Linked DNA regions of Mus musculus: region 1 is linked to region 2. The links are chromatin loops, found by intact Hi-C in ENCODE. Cell type or tissue: heart. All regions are shown on one strand. Each heading gives the region's core, and the rest is flanking DNA. Links, peaks and the distances in the headings are about the cores only.

Region 1 (8,335 bases), core at 121-8,120, 92 kb after region 2:
AGCCTCACATGATCCTTACTATATCAACTCTTACAGTCCCCAAGTCTTGAAATTGAAATCTCCTCCTCAGCCAAATAACAGATGATTGTCATTAGCTCCAACTTTACCCAAAATCTTCAAGGTCCAAGAAATATCAATGGTTGAAAATAGTCTGATATAAATAACAATTTGTCATTTAAACAATTCTTAAAATGGAGAGGGAGAATCAGGCTTTCTTTAGGATGTGGCCCACTGTATGTCCACAATGCTGCAGTGGATGGTCCCATACCTGAAGTATATGAGCAAAACAAATTGGACTGGATGATTTTGCTTTGTTTTTAAAGAAGACTCAAAGTTGAAGAGCTAGGGAGGTAGAGATGGATCAGAAAGGAATTAGGGGGGAATGTAGGTATGAATATGGTCATGATACATGGTATGAAATTCTCAAAGAACAAAAGCATTTTTTAAAAGGAATAAACAAGTGACCAAACATGATGACTAAGACCTGTAATGCCAGTACTTGAGAAGTAGAAATCAGAGGATCAGTAACTGAAAGTCACTCTCAGTTACACAGTGAGTTTTAGGACAACCTAGGCTACACGAAACTTAGAAAGGAACAAAAGAAAAGAAAAAATAAGAAACTAGAGGCTGACCAGAAGAATGGGCAAGTAATGGTGACAACTAAATGTGATTCCTACTAACCCAGATGGTAGGAAAGAACCATGTCCTTCAAGTTGTCCTCTGACATGCTCTGTAAACCTTCCTCTGGACACAAAATGAATACAAATGTAATTTCAAAAACCGTGAAGGGGGGGGGGGGGGCTGGAGAGATGGCTCAGTGCTTGAGAGCACTTACAGAGGACCATGGTTCAATTCCCAGCACCCACATGGCAGCTCACCACTATCTCTAATTCCAGTTCCAGGATGTATATGATTCAAACACATGTTTGAGCAAAACACTAAATAGACATAAGACAAATAAACCTTTTTTAAGTTTTTGATTTTAAAAAGAAACTGGAAACTTTCTTGAAAGGAAAGCCTCTGGTAATGACATTTAGAGACTGTTCATACAGTATACTAACTGAATTTTATACTATGTGCATGTATTAACTGTTATTAACTGTTTAAAATTCATCCATTATAGAAAAATTTATCAGAATCCCCTAAGAGGAAAAAAAAGACATTTAGGATCATAGGATTATAGATTTGTACTAGTATTTACTAAAGATATTGTGTTCCTTAAACAGTAGAAACATAATTAGTGAAAATAAAGTGAAAGGAGAAAGAAAACACAAAATTCAAGTCCACATTGAAATGTCCATATGTACAATGACGTGAGGCCACCATTGCACCTCTCCAGACTCCTCAGGCAGGCAGGATCCATTCCTGAATAAAATTAAAGAGAATAGCTTCATCAATATTTATAAAAAGGAGCTGAAGGGGTAGGATCAATGAGGAGTATGTGTTCAGCCTGAATTAAATTTCCAGGACCAGAAAAATAAATACAAATGACAAATGATTTTAGTACCTTTCTAAACACTAGAGTTCAATAAAACAGCCAAAGCCTCCAATCAACTCAAACCCACAAAATAAAGAAGCACCAAGAACTCCAATCAACATTGTATAACTGGAACTGTGGAAGACACTGAGGAAAATGCTGAGTATACGGGTTAGTCCCAGCACTTGGAAATCAGGTGCAGGTGGATCTGAGTTCCAGGAAAGCCTAATCTACAGAGTGAGTTCCAGGACAGCCAGAGCTATACAGAGAAACCCTGTCTCAAAGCAAAACAAAGTCTCAGTGTACATTTTGCATACTAAGTTTTGCAACTAAAGTTTAACAAGGTCGTGGAAAGAGCATGGACTTTGGAGTCAGAGAGTTGGTTTCAAATCCAGAGGTCTTATACATTACATGTACTTGGGGAAATTACAGAAACTGCATGCTTTCCTGATTTCTGTTTTTTAAAAAAGGTATACAAAAAAATAAAACCTAGATGGGCAAAGTGACACATGCCTTTAATCCTAGCATGTGGGAGGCAGAGGTTGGTGGATCTCTGAGTTTGAGGCCAGCCTGATCTACAAAGCAAGTTCCAGGACAGCCAGGGCTACACAGAGAAACTTGGTATCAAAAAAAAATTTTTTTTAAAGAAACTAAAACCTAGTTTGGGCTTGGCCCATAGTAGGGACTAGTTGGATGGTCTCTGTTATCAGAATTCCTAGAGAACTATTTCCTTACTAATCCCTAAGGTTCTTATGCACCTAGACAAGGTGAACAGACCCTAAAGGCACTCTTTACACTGAACAAGTTAGACTTAGGGTCCCTTGAGTAGTCAAGCCTTCCTCCATGATCACCTCTCTTCTATCAGTTTGAAGAAGATAAATCCCATCCTTCTCCAAAGAGAACATTTCAAATAGTCTAGCCTCCATAAAAACAGTTGTGCTTCATGCTGTGATGGCTTTCTGCCCCCTCTCAATTGAGAGGGTGCCATTGCTCCATAAGATTGTCAGGCACAGGTAGAACAAACATTCTTAATTCAATTCATCTTTTTAAAAAAATGAGAACTTCATATGACTCATAGATCTTCAAAGCTATTCAAAAGAGATACTGTTCGAAAAGAATATCCTGCATCTCTAACCTGAGAAGAAAACACAAGTAAAAAAGAAAAAATGGTTCTTAAATTTTTTTAATCTGTACCATTTCAACTGGGCAAAAAAAAAAAAAATACCTGTGAACCATGTACTATATCTTGCACTGTGGACTAAGCACTGTGGAGTAAGAGAATAAAGTCCCCTGGGGTGCAGACTAGAAGAAGCCATTCCTGGAGCCCTTCTGAAATGTCATGTATTAAAGTAACTACAGATTAGGGGAAGACAAGGCAAATGCTGCCTTTCCCATAAACCCTAAGTGAACGCCAATAAAACCTGAAGTCACCATTGTGGATACTTCACATCTAAAGGCTTAGCAGAGGATGGGAGCAGCAGCTGACAATCCCCAATCCCGGTGCAGGGCCGGGTTTCACGTGAGACATGACATTGTGGTACCTAAGAAACTTAAGCATAAAACAGTTCTCTCTTGCAGATGTCAATCTTACACAAGTCAGCAAAGCATTCTGTCTGCAAATTGCTTTTCTACTGCTCCCATAAGCCCACTGTCTCCCTTTCCTTCACTCACTCTTGCCTTGAACTAAAGGTTTTGCTTAACTCCATCATCCCAGAGAGATCTTATTAGGAAGAAGCTGAGCCCTCCTGCCCTCCCCCCTTTAGAATGGCTTCCCATAACCTAGTTTAGTTATAGAACCCAGCGATACATCGCCTTGGCTTTCCATCCCCCAGCCTTCTTCCATCCTCCCCTCCCGTCCTGTCAATCATGTTCTAGTCTACTTGGATTCCTCACTAATCTTTGTCCATCGTCCACACCCTGTCCAGCCATGCCTCACTTCTTCCTTGTAAGTACTTGTTTTCCTTCATCCCCGCCCCAAGTCCCCTCTGGACTTTTCTGTACCCTCGGGCCACAGCTGAGTCTGCAGCCTCCTCTCCAAACCTTCCAAGCCCTAACCCTCACATGACCCCTCCAAGGCGGCCCGCCGTTAGTCGTCCCCATGCCCCCTCCCCTCCTGCTCCGTCCTCCCTCAGCTGTCTCCCTCACCCCGTGACTCACCCGCATGCGAACCTCATAGGTGGTGAAGCGCGCGCGGCCCACGCCCACCGTCTGTGGATTAAAGATGTCTATCTCCAGGAAGTTACTGGGCGGCCCGTAAGCGTCGGTCAGGTCTTGGGGCTTCGAGTTAAGGCGCCTAGTGTCAGCCACTGCGGTGTCCGACATCTTTCCGAAGAAGAGCCCGGTACCGGCGAAGGGGGTGGGGGACAGAGGCCTGAGGCAAGAGCGCGCACAGCCCCTCCCGCTTGCAAAATAACCAGCCAACCCCCAGACGACGGCGGCGCGCACGCGCGCACGCATGCGCGCACGCACACACCGCCCGAGCCTCGGGCCCTTCACTCTGAATAGTTGCCATGCAGACTAGGGCTGGTACTCTATAATGCAAGCGTCATTCAGACTTCCGGGTGGTACTGGTAGCAGCCCCGGAACCTGCATCTCCAATACTCACTGCCCCAGTAGTTTGAGAAGCACCACACGCATGCTCCTCCAATCTGTGTCCCTCAACCCAAGAAATTGGCTCACCCCGTGCATCAATCAAGCAGTGGGCACTGCCCCACAAGCTATTATCCTAAGGTGATAGGCCGAAACCCCAGGTCCTTAAGTCCGGATTTTCCCTGAAAATAGAATGGTTTCTGGAAGGTGGGGTTCCAACAATAATAGAAAAAACGTAGACTGCAGGCTTACTACTTGTGCCACTGATAGTTTCAATTCAAGCTACACGCAAGTGTAAGCAATACATTGTGGTGCCCGGGAATCAGTAAACACGAATTGCGTAAACAATAAAGATTTCATGTTCTCACTTTTCAGGAATAGTGGGTGTATCTTCATGCCCCACATGTTGCTACATAACAACTAATTCCAGGCATATTCATTTCTTAACAAATTTCAGGATCTTTACTTCATAACTTCTGTCTATATGCTGCAGAACCCGCACTTGGCTATGCTGTGAGCTTGTTTGCAACCTCTCATGAAAGTATGTGTCTGCATGAGAACATCTACAGAAGAACATATTTACATACGTGTAAAATGTATTTGCACATGTTATGTACATACTAAGACAAAGTCTTACATTTATCCTAACTGTCCAGGCTTCCCTTGAACTTGTGGCAGTGCTCCTGCCAAGCCCTCTGGGTTTCAGTGTCACCATGGCCAGCTAGGAATTTTTGTGGTTCTTATGTAGTTTTGAGACACTGTCTCATGAACCCCAGGCTGCTTTCAAACTTGCTTTATAGCAGAGAATGACCTTGAAATCGGACCCTTCGGCCTGTCTCTCCCAAATGCTGTTTTGTGCAGTGCTATGGATCAAATCCAGGCTCTACAAAATCAGCTATATCTGTAGTCCTTAAACATACATTTTGGGGGGGGGGAGTTCAAGACAGGGTTTCTCTGTGTAGCCCTGGCTGTCCTGGAACTCACTCTGTAGACCAGGTTGGCCTTGAACTCAGAAATCCACCTGCCTCTGCCTCCCGAGTGCTGGGATTAAAGGTGTGCGTCACCACGCCCGGCTAAACATACATTTTTTAAAACTAATTTATATATATCCCTTCATTTTGTAAATTATTTATTATCATTTTAACTTTTAAATAAGTATTTTTGATGTGTCTGCATATTTTGCCTGCGGGTGTGTCCATGCACCAAGTGCATGAAGTGCCTTAGGAGGCCAAAAGAGGATGTCAGATCCTCTGGAACTGGAGTTACAGATGGTTGTGTGAACCACTTTGGGTGCTGGGACTTGAAGCTGGGTCTTCTGCAAGACAGCCAGTGCTCCTAAGCACTGAGCCATCTCTCCAGCTCTGCATGTCCCGTATTAAGGGGTAAACAGGTGGCAATTTTAGGTCCTCTTTCCTCCTCCCATCACCTAACCTCCTCTCCTACAAAAATAACCTCATATTACTGAAGACTGGAGTCTTTCAACAAAGCACAAGGGCTTATAATAATTAATTTAATTTAATATAACTGATATCAACAAACTACTTCCATGCCAAGCACTGTGCTAAATACTAAAAGACCTAGAGTTATGAAAGTTCCTGCTGCCAATAAGCTAACTTTTTAAAATATATATATATATATATATATATATATATATATATATATAGACAGTGTTTCTCTATGCAGGCCTGGCTGTCCTGGATCTTACTCTGTAATCCAGGCTGGCCTCAAACTCAGAGCTGTACCAGCCTCTGCCTCCCAAATGCTGGGATTAAAGATGTGCACCACCACTGCCCAAGAGTTAACTTTATAAGTAAAGACAAGCAAACAAAACAAATGTGACAAATATAAACAAAGTAGCATATACACACTAGGTTACTGAGCTGGACATGATAATGCATGCCTGTGCTCCCAGCCATTGGGAGATGGATCTAAGGGCTTTGGGAGTTTAATACCACCCTGTGCTACACAGCATGTTGGAAAGCAGCCCAGGCTATAATGGGACCCTGTTTCAACAAAACAAAACAAAACAAAACGGTATATGTTTCAAAAAATTGGGGGAAGACTTCCTAGAGGTGGACATATTTAACACATGGGAAGGTATAAAGGGATGTGGGCTGGAGCTATATATAGCTCAGCAGTTAAGAGCACTGATTTTTCTTGCAGAGAACCTGGGTTTGATTCCCAAAACTCACATAGTGGTTAATAACCATCCATAACTCCAGTTCCAGGAGATGCACTGCCTTCTTCTCACCTTCTTGTGCACCAGGCACACATGTGGTACCCATCCATACTTGCAGGCAAAGCACTCATATACAAAAAAAAATTTAATCTTCTTTTAAAAACCTTTTAAAGGCATAAAGGAGAAATAGTTCTGGAAATGGGGAAAGGCAATTTCTGGCACAGGAAATAACATATTTAAACCCATTGCAGGAAGAAACTCTACAGTATTTTTAGGAAATTATCACCAATTCAGATTGTGTAATGGAAATGTTTAAGGGATGTAGGATGTCTGGGGATGGGCAGAGAAGAGAATGAGTCCTCTATATTAAGCAATGTCTCTGCTTTTATGATAGATTATAGGCAACCACCAAAGGGTCTTAAGGAAAAAAGAAGTTAGAAAGACATGATCCTATTCATCTTAGAGGGACTATTTTGCAGGTAACATGAGAAAATATATTAAAGTTGAATGTGACTAATTAGGAAGGAACCTACAATAAGAAAGTGGTGAGGGCTAGAGGCATGGCTCGGTGGTTAAGAGTGAGCAATGCCTACTCTTGCAGAGGACATGGGTTCAGTTCCCAGCATCCCCATTGGGTAGCTCACAACCTTGGGTAACTTCAGCCCCCAAAATTCTGAGGTCTTGTGGCCTCTGAGGGTACCTGCTCCTGCAAATGAGCAGCACATATATGCACACATAAATGAAAGCTAAGGGGGAAAAGGTATAGAAGAATGAAATAGGATTTGTATTAGATAGAGATCCAGTATAGGGCTTAGTTAAATGTGTGAGCCATGAATTGAAACTGACTAGATTTTAAACCCTGCTCCCTACCTCTGTAACCTTGAATAAATTGTACAAAGTTTTCCTCATCTGTAAAATGGAAATAAAACAAAGGCTGGCATTGGTGGTGCACACCTTTTAGCCCAGCACTCAGGAGGCAGAGGCAGACGGATCTCTGAGTTCAAGACCAGCCTTGTCTACAGAACAAGTTTCAGGACAGCCAGAGCTACACAGAGAAACTCTGTCTCATAAAAATAAAAATTAAAAAAAAAACCAATAAAACAAACAAAACCTAAAAGCTACCATTGCAGCTGTTGTGAAAATTAAATAAAATAAAATATTATATTGCACAAAGTGGTTGTTAGTAACTTGTTAATATTTGGAGAAGGAGGAGGGGGAATTGAAAATGACCCCTGGTTTTCTGACCAGGCCCCATCAATCAACACTGGAATTACAGAAATGAGTACATTGAGGAGGAGGGAAAATGAGTTCAGTTCAAATAAATCAAAGTTGTTTAGAAGACATGCAGGTGTCGATGTCCAGCTGGCAGCTGGAAACTCCTGGCCTGGTGCTTGAGGGCATGATGGGGGTTAGAGATAGACGAGTTCGTCGAGTATAGTGTAGAAAGAAATATGTGGAAAAGAAAGGACGGATTTAAAAGCTAGTGAGGTGATACCATTTGGATGGGAGTGTGGATCCCTATGATCTTTCTGGGGAAAAAATGGCTTTTTGTTTTGTTTTGTTTTGTTTTGTTTTTTTTAAATGACTTTAAGAAAATTTACTTAAAAAGGAGTGGTCAGTTTGGAAGGTTTTGTTTTGTTTTTTTGTTTGTTTGATTGGTTTGGTTTGGGTTTGGGCTTGTTTGATTTAGCTTGGTTTTTTGAAGACAGGTTTCTCTGTATAACCCTGGCTGTCCTGTAACTCACTGTGTAGACCAGGCTGGCCTAGAACATGGAGAATCACATGCCTCTCCCTCCTGGGTGTGGGGTCTAAAGGTCACCACCAACAGCCAGCTAAGAATAGTTTTCTGAGACAGCGTCTAATATAGCCCAAGTTAACTTCAAACTACTGATCTTCCTCTCTCTACCTCCAACATGCTGGGATTTTAGAAATGAGCTACCATACTTAGATTTAAAAAAAAAAAAAACTTTTTAAAGTAAAAAAAAAAAAAAAGTATTAGGCATGGTGATGTACTCCTATACTCTGATTATCAAAAGTTACTGGGTTTCTTAGTGAGTACCAGGCCAACCAGGGCCACATAACCAGTCTCA
Region 2 (8,335 bases), core at 255-8,254:
TGGGCTGCCCAGTCGAGGTCAGGACCCACTTTTCACCAGCTGCAGCCAGTGAGAGGCAGAGCCAGCTCACCCACTCTCATGACCCTGTGGCCAACTCTCCGGACTTCCGGAATCGGGAGGGGCCACCTTTAATATTCTGTCTGTGTACTCTAGCACTCCTCCTGGTCACATGCAGTTAGGAGGCAAGATGGAAGTGTTAATAGCGCCATTACCTTTACCACAGACACAGCAATCACTGTATTTTTCTGTTTATTTTATTACCATGACTATGGATCCCACGTTATCTCTGCTTCACGCTAGTGATATGATGGTCTTACATGCCTGAATGGGAAAAAAGCTATGCTTGTGAAAGCAGGCAGTTTTACATTAGGGATCTCAGAAACAAACAACACCATTCTTGTCCTTGGCCAAAAGCCAAACATATCTTGGGTTCTGTACTGGCCACAGGCCAGAAATACCAGAAGTGTTTGGGGACTCTAGTTTGTGGTCTAGCCTCTTGTTATCTTTCTTTTCCTTTTACACAGCTGTCCAGAAGCTGTGTGAGTGTGACCACAACTCCAGTGGAAACACGAATCCCCTTGAAGAACTTTGGAACTGGATATCTAGGTTTTCATAGTGGAAAGGGGATAGATAGATAGATAGATAGATAGATAGATAAATAGATGATAGATGTTGTCTGGTTGATTATGCTATTAATCTTTGAACCTTATGTACTCAATTGCTGTCTTAATTTTATCTCTTTTAATCTGATGGTCCTGCTGCAATGTAATTCCTTGATCACCCTCTAATGCTTAAAAGTCAGCAAAAGTAAAGACCCTAAACCAGTGGTTCTCAACCAATGGGGGGCAACCTCTTTGGAGTAGGACTCTTTTTTTTCCCCATTTTTTGGTTGTTTGGTTGGTTGGGTGGGTGGGTGGGTGGGTGGTTGGGTTTTTTTATTTTTTTATTTTTTAGAGACAGGGTTTCTCTGTATAGCCCTAGCTGTCCTGGAACTCACTCTGTAGACCAGGATGGCCTTGAACTCAGAAATCCACCTGTCTCTGCCTCCCAAGTGCTGGGATTAAAGGTGTACACCATCACTGCTCAGCTATAGTAGGCCTCTTTCATAGGGGTCAAATGGCCTTTTCACGGGGTTCACCTAAGACCTCCAGAAAACACAGATTTTTTTTATATTCATAGTGTTATATTCATAACACTAGAAAAAGCATAGCTATAAAGTAGCAAGAAAAATCACTTTATGATTGGAGAGTGAGCAAAATATTAAAGGTTAGCAGTATTAGAAAAGTTGAGAACCACAGCTCCTAAGCCCTTCCGTCTCCCAATTTCCGCCCATCTCTGAAGTGGTTTGGTGGGGAAGAGTATTTTAGGAATTAGCAGATTAGCAGACTTAGAAGCCATTGAAGATAGACCATGCTCTCATGCTGCTCTAGAACCCACCTCTCATTTCCTTGGTAACAACAGAGAGGGAAGACTCACAATTGTCCCTTCTTAGGATTTAAAATACCATACAAAAAGATAAAGGTGTTGGAGCTTTGTTGAGGCCCATTAAGGGAAAAGCTACTTCCTTCTATTAAAAAAAAATGGATTCTGAGTTGTCTCTGCTCCAAAGACTAGAACATACTATTCCATTGCCTCCTCCCTTAAAGGTTACTCTGGAGAGTTCTGTCAATCACCTAGCCAACAGGAGAACTCATTCACCTGGAGACAAGCTCCGGAAACGGGAGGAATAATTAACCTCCGCAATGATAGTTCCCAGAAGCCCCTCCTTTGATGCTTACAGAGCTTCTGTCATGCAGCATTGCTAAACCACACTGCCTTTCTGAGCTCTAACTAAAAGGAAGCACAACTTTTCATTTTCATTCTTTCTCTCTCTCTTCTGGGTACTGGCCAAAAGCCTAAGAATGCTCTAACATGCTGGATTTCCTGGACCGGAACTCAAAAGATAAAACACTCAGCTTTTTGAAACTCCCTCTACCTGGAAGCTGCCAAGATTTACAGGTTGCCTGATCTGTTGTTTTGCTTTCAAATGTTAGTAAAATGGCCCTTGAGCTTCCTTTTGAGTCCATTTGAAATTATTTAAACAAGATTAAAAACCCACAAAAGGAAACCACAGAACCAGCATGATGGCTCAGTGAGTAAGCGAGCTTGCCACTCATAGAAAGAACTCATATAAAGGTGAGAGTAGAAAACCAACCCCACAAAGTTGTCATCACCTCCATATATGTGACATGCCATGCAGGCAATCACATGCATCAAGCACACAGATGATGATGATAATGATACGAAAGGAAATCCCAGAAGATAGAAGTATTAAGAAACGCCATCTTTAATGCCTGTCCCAGCAATGGAAATCACGAATTCACAGCAGTTATACCTACTACTGGCTCTGGGTCCACACAAGTTGAGCCTTCCTAACAGCCAGCTATGGAAGGGGAAGAGACTCATAAGTCCCTATTTCCTACAGCAGATCTCTTAGCAACTAACAGATTCTGGGAGGGGGGCATAGAATCCAGTACTATATACAGTGGTAAGCCCATCATACTCTGATGGTTAGTTCCAAAGCCTGGGTCACACAAACAGCCCAGTTAAACTCTGTGGGACACAAAACAAAAACTAGGAAATATGGGAAAGAGATTTGTAAGGAAAGAAGAGATGGCAGAGATGGGAAGAAGGCGGGAACAAGTGACTAGAATGCAATATATATATATACATATATATATGGGAAATTATCAAAGAACAAAACTTATTAATAAAAACTAATTTAAAATGGGAACTGAAAATTTCTTGGTGACAGTACTACAACTTGAACCTCGAATTTAAAATCCAACCAAATTATAAATCAAGTTGAGTATGAAAGATTATTTTCTAAAACTTAAAGATACAAGGAACATCTATTCTTTCCGAGTATGTAACTTAAAGATGTACTCTTACAAAACCAGGGTAAATACCAGAAAGGAAAATATCCAGGGAATTAAAAAATGCAGACTTAACTCATATTTCCAGTGAGAAAAACAAAATTTCATGGTGACAGCTGTGAGGCGGGCTTGGAAAGCAACCAGAAAGAATGCAGCCTAAGAATTAAATACATTGGAGTCAGGAATGGCGGGCGGTTCAGGCTCACAAGCACAGCCCTCAGGAGACGGAGGGAAGAAGACTGCCTTGGCTACATAGTGAGTTTCTGGCCAGCCCACAGTCCAGTGAAACCCCCTCTCAAAAACAGATGAAGAAAAAGGAGTGAAATACATATCAACCAATGGATATGCTGAGGAGAACATGAGAAACATATACAAGGCCTAAGACTGAGCTCTTAGAGCAGCAAAAAAAGAGCACGCACACACACACACACACACACACACACACATCTCCAGAAAACATTGATGATTCATCTACAAAAGGCAATCCAAAGCTTCGGTTAAAAAGAAGCAAACAAGCAGAAAGAAGCCTTTAATCCCAGCACCTGAGAGGCAGAGACAGGTGGATGTCTCCAAGTTTGATGCCAGCCTGGTCTACAGACTGAGTTCCAAGACAGCCATGGCTACACAGAGAAACACTGTCTCGAAAAACGAACAACAACAACAACAAAAAAACCCAACCCCCACCCCCCCAAAAAAACCCAAAGCAGACAAACAATATCTCCCTTTCCTCCAGATTAGTTTTTGCAGTAGATGGTGCTTAAGACAGGTCCACAATTGGTCATGCTGCAGAGAACTAGAGGCTGCAAAGTGCTCAGTCCTAATGAGAGACAGTGCCATCACACCTATACCACCACCACCAAAGTTCAGGGATCAAAGCAGAAGCCGGAGCAAGGTGGTGGCTGCACACGCCTTCATTCCTAGCACTCAGGAGGCAGAGGCAGGAGGATCTCAATGGGTTCAAGGCCAGCCTGGTCTACAGAGCCAGTTCAGGGGACGACCAGTACTGTTCCAAGAAACCTTGTCTTGAAAAACAAACAAACATACAAAACAGAAGGCAGGTCAGAAAGACTGTAAGAGTTAGAGACATGCCATGAAATAGTGTTTTCTGGACATAGCAGGCTGGTTGCATACATGCAACTCACTGTGGCTATGACAGCAAGCCAATCAAAATTCCAGCATGGCTAGACAGGGGATTTATAAGGCCTCACCCCTAGCTGAGGAGCTATTGGTAGCTGATGGCTGCTGGGGTAGGGAGAATCAAGTTTTTTTCAAGGATATGGTTTCAGATCATATGAACGGTATATGGGCTCAGGACCTGGTAGAGAGGAGCTGGGAGAACTGGAGGGTGGATTTGGTCACAACAGACGGTAGACATGTATGAAATTCTCAAATAACAAAATGAAGATGAAATGAACGTGAGAGCAAGAGGGAGACTGGTTGCAAGAATAATTCCTGAAACATCAGAAAATAAAAACTATACAGACGTGTCTAAAATATAAAGTGAAATTTCTTCTTTTTCAGTGATATTTTGCCTGCATGTATGAGGGTGTGCTACGTACTTGCAGTACTCACAATGACCAGGAGAGGGCCGTCTGGTTCCCTAGAACTGAGTTACATAGAAATGGGTTACACAGCCATCTCTTCAGAAATGAGCCTGGTTTCCAGCTCCTACTTTTTTGTCGGGGGAGCAAGAGGCTGGAACTTGCTACTGAACGAGAATAGATTTGAACTCACAAAGATCCACCTGCCTCTGCCTCCTGACTACTGGAATTAAAGTCCCACCAGGTCCGGTTCTACTTTATTTTTTTTTTAAGATGGGTTCTTGCTATGCAGCCCAGACTGGCCTAGAACTTGCTATGTAGCTGAGAATGACCTTTAACTTCTGACCCTCCAGCTTCCCACTACTAAGTGTTGAGATTGCAATTATGTGCTATAATGTGCAGGGGTTTGGTTTGGGGGAGAAGTTTTGTTTTTAGTTTTTTTTTTTTTTTGGTTTTTTGTTTTGTTTTGTTTTTTGATATCATGTAGCCTAGGATCGCCTTAAACTCACGGTGTAACTGAAGATAACAAACTTCTGATCCTCCTGCCTCTAACTCACAACTGCTAGGATTATAAGCATGAGCTACTACACATGGCTTTAAATGTGTGCAAAACTTATAATAGTTCAATTAAAATTAATTGATAGGAAGGTTCTGGACAGGTTGTGGTGGTGGCATAATTTTAAAAAAATATTCTCACTCCTGAGTAGCTTAATAAAAACAGAAAACAAGTTAGGCACAGTGGTGCACACCTGTAACCGCAGCACTCCAGAGACAGAGACAGAAGCATCAGGAGTTTGAGGCTAGCCTGGGTTCCATAAAGAGAACCCTATCTGAAACATGTAAGAACCAAAACCTTAAGTCTGCTAGAGAAAACCCCCAAGCCCATGGACAATAAGTGTCACAAAGCTAGGCAAGAAGATTCTTAAATCCAAATATGTGGACGGGTGCAGACTACCAACAGCTGTAAAGCAGTTGTGAAATGAGCCCTGTGTGAAAGGAAGCAATGAGCAGGTGACAAAGCAAAGTGGCTGGTACGGAGGGGTGAGACCTAAGTGTCCCCCAAAACTCCGTGTCCGCAGCAGTGTGGGCCCCACAAGCTCTCCACACTAATCAGCCAGAAGCAAAAGACACTGCCAGAAACAGAATCCAGATTCAGCAATACAGTAAAAAGCAAAAAGGACCATGGGACAGGAGAGCTAGATCCAGGTCTCTGAGAAAGGAAGTCACATTTTGGGGAATTACACAAAAGCAACAGAAGAGGGAGCTAGAAGCCACGAAAATGGAAAACCTACTGGGATCCTAGCCTCCACCCTTCTAACCGTTTTTTTTTGTTTTTTGTTTTCTTTTCTTTTCTTTTTCAAAAAAAGATGCAATGGCAGGAGCCTCTAATTCTGGCACTCAGCAGACCGAGGCAAGCCTGGGCTGCATAAGAAAATCCTGTCTCAAAAGATCAAAATACATAAGCATAAATTCATAAAGTCACGTGCAAATGAGCAATAGCTTTTACTAGAAGCCAGTGAGGACGATTCGCAATGACAATTGACAGCAAAGCGGAAGCACATGCTTATGAGCCATGAACATTATAGCCTGCCATCTCAACGCAAGTTCAAAGTAGACAAAGAAAAGGAGAGAAGATGCAGAAGAAGTCAGGGTCTGAACAACTAAAGCACAGGGTAATGAGGTCCAGGAAAGAATCGAAAATAAGAGAGACTAGAACTAAGCAGTACCCCGGAGCTCTTGTCTCTAGCTGCATATGTATCAAAAGATGGCCTAGTCGGCCATCACTGCAAAGAGAGGCCCATTGGACTTGCAAACTTTATATGCCCCAGTACAGGGGAACGCCAGGGCCAAAAAGGGGGAGTGGGTGGGTAGGGGAGTGGGGGGGGGGTATGGGGGACTTTTGGTATAGCATTGGAAATGCAAATGAGCTAAATACCTAATAAAAAATGGAAAAAAAAAAAGAAATGAGTTCTAAGGCAGAAAGAGCAAATGAACTCAAGATATAAAAGAGAAGATAAGGGGGCTGGTGAGATGGCTCAGTGGGTAAGAGCACCCGACTGCTCTTCCAAAGGTCCAAAGTTCAAATCCCAGCAACCACATGGTGGCTCACAACCACCCGTAATGAGATCTGATGCTCTCTTCTGGTGTATCTGAAGACAACTACAGTGTACTTTCATATAATAAATAAATAAATCTTTAAAAAAAAAAAAAAAAAAAAAGAGAAGATAAGAAGAGGGGACCTGCATAGAACCAAAACGAGAAGAATGAAGTGATAAAAAGGAAAGCAAGCAAAGAATATCTCAGCACTTGAAAAACTGAGACCATGTCTCAAGTCCTACTCCCCACCCCCCGAAAGAGAAAAAAGAAAAATACAGAGAGAAGAAAATAAAAACAAGAAAATAAAACAAAATAAACCATGTATAGAATAACAAATACCATGTTTTGTTTGTGGATCCTACAACCCTTTATGGAGAATACACATGCATATTTATATATATATATTTCTCTGTGTTTGTGTTATGTGTGTGTATGTGTGTCTTTGTGTCTGTGTGTATATGTATAGTCCTTGCACAAGAGCAGGATAGAGACTAGAGGAACAGAGAAAATCAGTGGGAAGGGGAAAAGCAGGGAGTCTAAGAGGAGGAAGCAAAAGCTAGTAAAACACCCATAAAGGTGAGAACAGAGATGGGGTGGTGGCTCATGCTTGCAATTCCAGCACTTGGGAGGCTGAGGCTGAAGGTTCAACACACGTTTGAGGCCAGCCTGGATGATATGGTGAGTTTCAGGACAATCTGAGCAATAAAATAATCATGACTCAAACAAATAAAATTAAAAGGTTAAAAAGGCTACAAGAAAGCTTCCCTGAGGGCTGGTGAGATGGCCCAGCAGTTAAGAGCACTGACTGCTCTTCCGGAGGTCATGAGTTCAAATCCCAGCAACTACAAGGTGGCTCACATAGATCTGTAATCTATGGGCCAGAGCAAAAGGCAAAAGGGAAAAGGGAAGGGGGGGGTTGGAGAGAAAGCTTTTCTGAAATAACTTGGAACAACAACTTAAAACAACATATTTTAAAAGCAGCTATAAAGAAATGACCAATACTGATATAAAGCAAAAGTATTCCACTTCGTTTTTATTTTATTGTATTTTTTTTTGGTTTTTGAGACAGGGTTTCTCTGTGTAGTCCTGGCTGTCCTGGAACTCGGTCTGTAACCCAGGCAGGCCTAGAACTCATAGAGACTCCCCTGCCCCTGCCTAAAGTATTAGATTTTTAGTACGAGATTTCCTACTGGTGGAGGGGAACACATGAAAGACAAACATCCAGTTACCAGATGTGTTGACAATGATATTTTATACTGGAAGAAACACTCTGGCTACAAATAAAAATTATTACTTTTTAAAAACCTCTGTGTCGGGCTGGAGAGGTGGCTCAGCGGTTAAGAGAGCTGACTGCTCTTCTGAAGGTCCTGAGTTCAAATCCCACAACCACATGGTCCTGAGTTCAAATCCCAGCAAAACAGCATTTTCATGAGATATAGGGAAAAAAAACAACATAACCCAAGCAGTCAAATTTCTGACTTGGATTCTCAGGATCTGTTGGTAGTTAATGGTTGCTTCTGTGATGTCATTCATAATAAAGTAAATAACCACACCCATGCTAACACAAGCAACCCCAATTAACCTCAGTGGGTCACAAACACTAAACAAAAGTCATGAACATAGAGGGGAACTCAACGGTTAGAAGAAAGGGTTCAGTGGGAAGGGGTGGGAGGGATAACGGGGGATGAAAATGACCCAATACATTACATACATGCTTGAAATTATCAAAGAATACAGAAAATGACTGACTGTGGTTGTTGGGATTTGAACTCAGGACCTTCA

Evidence for each region. A loop is a pair of places that touch in the nucleus more often than their neighbours do. Peaks named below come from ENCODE experiments on the same cell type or tissue, not always from the same donor. Only the 100,000 strongest peaks of a DNase experiment are listed, where the experiment ranks them.
Region 1: it touches region 2 in a loop (2.2-fold over the local background); 5 of 42 quality-filtered maps call a loop at or near these places.

Annotation. Positions count from the first base shown.
Region 1 is chrX:101,218,628-101,226,962 of GRCm38, forward strand. Snx12 (sorting nexin 12) reads right to left here and starts at 3,936. Exons shown (of 5, transcript NM_018875.2): 1 at 3,635-3,936. The coding sequence starts at 3,799. In heart, for the core only: no CTCF peak of the experiment used is centred there; a DNase peak (open chromatin) is centred at 4,004; H3K4me3 peaks cover 1,952 bases; H3K27ac peaks cover 1,641 bases.
Region 2 is chrX:101,126,695-101,135,029 of GRCm38, forward strand. It overlaps a transcript of Snx12 not described here. Among named protein-coding and RNA genes, the nearest start is that of Gm24061, 11 kb to the right of the region's middle. In heart, for the core only: CTCF peaks have their summits at 4,491 (motif pointing right) and 5,704 (motif pointing right); no DNase peak of the experiment used is centred there.